Linked DNA regions of Homo sapiens: region 1 is linked to region 2. Evidence: read pairs that join two places in POLR2A ChIA-PET (ENCODE). Cell type or tissue: MCF 10A. All regions are shown on one strand.

Region 1 (2,500 bases), 68 kb before region 2:
CACATTTTTTATAGTTTAATTTCTCTGAAATTAGAATGTGATTTATAGCAAGTGGCATCTTAGATTCAAAGAGATGCGTTGGAATGATCAGTGCTGTGATAGGGTTAGGGTGCTATGGAAACTCATAGGAGAGGCATCCAAATCAGCCCCACTAAATTAAACGTGAGCTGCTTGCATAATATACTGTTAAAGGTTGTTGACCCAATAATGAAGCTGCCATTTAATTGAATTAAGTTAAGGAAGAAACAGGTGAAAACAGACTGATAATCAAATATGAGGAATGACAAAGCAACAGTGAGGTGGTTTCTCTGTAGCCTGAAACTACCTGGAGCACTTTTAAAAAAATACCTTTAGTTCCCCACTTGTAGAGATTCTATTCAGTGTATTGTGATAGGGGGTGCCTGGTATTTTTATTTTTTTTAATGACCTACTGGTGGTTCTTTAAGCAACTTTGGGAAATGCTAGAATTTGTGCACAGAGAACCCAAGAGAGATCAAAGTATCAACTTTTTTTTCAAGGATCTTTATTAAGTGCCAGATTGAAGAGAGCTGGGGGACTTTCTGCCTCTAAACTTTTATTAAGAATCTTTGGACACTAGGGTAGGCACCTTTCTGACTCAGCAAAGGAACTGTCAGAAACTGAAATTGATGGATGACTGTGTATGGAGTTGACAGCGGGATAGCAAAGAATACTCTGCACAAAGGCAGTTTATCACATGCAGATTAGAAGAGTAATTACTTGGGGAGGGGGTGAATTGGGTATCCCGTGCCTGTCAGAGGTAGGGCAGGAGCTGGAATTCAGCCCACTGTAGCCTAAGTTCCACGGCCAGTTGGCATGATTGTCTCCCCATTTACTTTGCTAATGACATAAAAGACTCCATTCAAGTGGCCTTGGGTCACATATGTAAACACAGGCTAGTTATGGGAAAAAGAACTATTTCTCATGAGTGGTAAAACTTTGACGTGCTATGGAGAAGTATCATTGACTTAATGAATGCCACCATTTGAGTAAATTATGCCTACCATGGAGAGGAAGGGCTCATAAAAAAGCAGTGAGAAGGACTAAAACACCCCAACACTTGCCAGGCCAACCTTTTTCAGTGGGTCTTTTGGTAACATGGGATATGAACAATGAATGGTTTCCCATATGTTGTCAAACTATTCTCCAAAAACCCTATACCAGTTTAAACCTGTCCATAAGAGTATATGAGGCTACAGTTTCTTCACACCCTTTCAACATGGAAGATTTTCATTTTTTTAACTTTGCCAGTCTGGTAGACTAATTTAGCTTACATTTTTGTTTGTGTTTTTTAACAAAAAATTAATTTTTATTTATATCAGTTGTTGTTTGTTTTACTCATGAGTTTGATGTGTTCTTTATTAAAATTCCACTGTAGTTATTTTATTATTATATACTAATTTTACTACCAGATTTGTAGTGTGTTCTAATGTTTCATAAGGCAGGCTCCCCCTTATATATTTTTGTATTTTTATTATCGTTAGAAATCTTCCATCTGAACCTTAAGATCATTTTCTGCAACTTAAAACAACAGGGGTGTGTGTGTGTGTGTACAGAGAGAGAGCTATATAGTAATTTCAGAAGAACTGACATTTTTATGATAGTAAGTCTTACCATTCAGTTATGTGTATATATCTTTATATCACGTCAAGCTGGTAGTGTTTTCTTCCCCAGGGTTTATTTTATTCCTTTCAAGAAGATACTGTAGTTTTCTACATGCAGATTCTGTTCCTTAAATCTGTCTATAGAATTTAGAGATATTTTTGGTTGCAATTATAAATAGAATGTTTCATTTCTAGGTGCTTATTACTAATTACCCTCTCTAGTTTTTTTTTTTTTTTAAGTCTCTTGAGTTTTCTAGATAGATATAAAATAATATCAGCTGAGTTATAGTCTTACTATAAAATATTTCTTTATTTCCTAGGCCTTATTCAGTAATAATATTGTCCTGACTTTATTTTTATTTCATAAAAAATATTTTGCCTGTACCTTTATTTTAAACTTTTTTCCCCTATGATTTTATTTGGTAGATTGGCTTGGTTTGTAAATTGTGTATAGCTGAATTTTTATTTTTAAACCTGTTAGACTTTTAATAGGAATTTTTATTAATAATAAAAATTACACATTTGTTCTTAGTCCTTCCATTTTATTTTTATTTTCATTATTCTTCTATTCCAGTTTTGTTTTTCTTACCTTTTGCTAAATTGTATTGGTCAAATTGCCATTTTGTTTTTTTAACAACTGTTCTCTCCTTGACCCCACCCAAACTTAGAAATTTTCTCTAATATCGCCAATGATTACCTTCTTATTCTTAATGGTTGTCAGTATACAAAAACTTAAAACTATTCTATATATCATTTTACTTCCATATTCTCTCCCTTTTTTTTTTTTTTTTTTTTTTTTGAGACAGAGTTTTGCTCTTGTTGCCCAGGCTAAAGTGCAGTGGCGCAATGTCGGCTCACCACAACCTCCGCCTCCCAGG
Region 2 (2,500 bases):
ATAGGAGTGGAGGATAGAGGTGTCCAGGGTGCAGGTAGCAGAGCTGTGAGTCTAGTGGCAGACAGAAAAAGATGCATTTTTCTGATTCTCTTCCACCCCTCCAGTCTTGGTTTGATCACATTATAATTCACTGTATGGCATCCTTCATAGTATAATAGTAACTTAATACAATAGGATAAGTATTTGTATAATTCTGACTTAAAGTCTTTCTCTTTCACACTGTAAGCTCATAAGGATAGTGAGTACCTGGCTTAATCACCAATGTATCCTATTACTTACCATACTACCTTGTACATAGTAAGTAGCTAGTAGAATACTCATTAAATAAATTACAAATGCAAAAATTTATAAGCCATTGCAAAGGAATAGTCAGACTAGCAGTTACAACTGTTACAAGTGGTTGCTGACCCTTGCCGCTCTCTCCTCATGCCAGCAGCCGACGGTGCTGTCTTGGTGGTTATGGTCATTCCTGTACTTCTTACAAGCTGTGGGCATCTTGTGGTTGTCTGGTTTGGGAGCTGCAGTATGCAACTAGGGCCCTCCACCACTGCTTTTCATCAGGCTGCCTTCAGTAAAGTCTATAGGTGTCATCTGAATTCATAAAAATTGATTTCACTTCGAATCATAGAGCAGTTCCAGCATGAACATACAATTTGCTACTGAGAGCCACAGATACTCAAGTTCTGATGTAACATGTCGACTTTACATGGATATTGTGTGTTTACCCTATATTATAAATTTGAAGCTGCTATGATGACTACTGATCCTTTTATCTTTTCGAATGTCATGTGTATATTTTCTTTAGCCATGCAGTTAGACATTTTTGTATTATTTGATTGTATTTTGCTACATATGACTCCCATTTATCCATGAGGGATGTATTCTAAGACAGCAGTGGATTCCTGAAATTGTGGCTAGTACCAAATCCTATATATACTATGTTTTTTCTTAAACATACATACCTATGATAAATTTTAATTTATAAATTAGGTAAATTGTTATAAATTAAAATTATGGTTAACAGATTAATTATAATAACTAAGAATAAAGTAGAACAATCATAACACTGTTCTAAAATAAAAGTTATGTGAATGTGGTCTTTCTCCCAAAACATATCATTATACTCTATTCACCCTCCTTTTTGGGATCTGTTGATCTGAAAGCTGAGATGGCTACTCAGTGACTCATGGGCAGGTAGAGTATACAGAATAAATATGTTGAACAAAGGAATGATTCATATCCCAGGTGGGACAGAGCAGGACAGTATATTTCATCATAATACCAGAAAGGCATGCAATTTAAAACACGTACCTTATTTATTTCTAAAATTTTCCATTTCATATTTTTGAACCTTGATTGACCATGTGTAACTGAAGTTGCAGAATGTAAAATCTCAAGTAAGGGGTAAATACTGTATTACAATCGGCTTAAACCAAACTTTGGCCATTTCTTGATGGGTTGGGCAGTTGGGAAAAGGGAGCAGATGTCCATGCAGGAATGTGTTCTCCCAGATCAGCACCATGGGTGAAACTGTGTGAGCTTGGTTCATATTTATGCAGGTTACAGACGTATTTGAAACTCAATCATACAAATAATGTCAAATCCAACTGTAGTGGTAATTAATACTTTGTCCTCTTTTTGTGAGTATTGATTTTATCTCTTATTGTATTGGCCTTATTGTAAATGTTTTTGTTATTGTAAGACAGATCACATCAGTTTTTGGAGGGTGAGAGGTGGGGACAGTGGAATACAAAAATATATAAGTACCATACAATAGTTAATAATAAGTCTTCAACAAAGTCATTCCCAATTCCAACCCGTCTAAATGTCGGAGCATTAATGTATGTGTGCAGAAATGGCATTGGAATAGATACTGATTGGCACAAAGTTTGCCAAGGTAAAGGCAGTGCACTTTTAAAAACAGTTACAGTAACACTTACTGCAGAGATGAACACCTTTTTACAGCAGATTAAGCACACTTAAGAAAGGATCCTAGCTAGAAAAACAATCTCTACACTAAAACAGGATTTGGTCAGCAGCTAACAGAGAGCCCAGCAGACAACGACCAGACGCAACTTCAGCTGCTCTCACTGAGCCATTGTTTTTCAGCGAGTGCGAGCTTTTCTCTACTTCGGTGAGATTCTCTGCCTTAGACGAGTGTTCAGGAGAGCACATATTTTTTTTTTCCTGACTTCCTTAAACCACGAAAAAAGAGGGCATACAATCTCTACAGACTGTAGGACAAATTAATTTCAAACAAATAGAAAAAAAAAGTAATAAAACTGAATGGCTCTGTTTTCTGGAGGTAACAGAGTTGAAAATAATGCAGTGATAATGAAACAAAAAAACTCCTGTTGAAAGCAGAAAGCTTAAATAACCATTCTTGGTTTGATATTGATTCACATTTCTTCTTTATCAGGTTCATTTATTTGCGTCATTTCTGCCATGACGAACTCAGTCTTTTCCTTTTTACCACATCAGTTCCTTCCTATCCACAGGC

Evidence for each region. Peaks named below come from ENCODE experiments on the same cell type or tissue, not always from the same donor. Only the 100,000 strongest peaks of a DNase experiment are listed, where the experiment ranks them.
Region 1: POLR2A ChIA-PET joins it to region 2 with 6 read pairs; 3 of 35 experiments call an interaction of 5 or more read pairs at or near these places.

Annotation. Positions count from the first base shown.
Region 1 is chr13:39,019,438-39,021,937 of GRCh38, reverse strand. All of the region lies in intron 9 of PROSER1 (proline and serine rich 1), which reads left to right. Among named protein-coding and RNA genes, the nearest start is that of PROSER1, 17 kb to the left of the region's middle. RefSeq lists a silencer at 532-826. In MCF 10A, no CTCF peak of the experiment used is centred here; no DNase peak of the experiment used is centred here.
Region 2 is chr13:38,951,746-38,954,245 of GRCh38, reverse strand. No RefSeq gene overlaps it. Among named protein-coding and RNA genes, the nearest start is that of STOML3, 38 kb to the left of the region's middle. RefSeq lists a silencer at 373-545. In MCF 10A, no CTCF peak of the experiment used is centred here; a DNase peak (open chromatin) is centred at 1,215.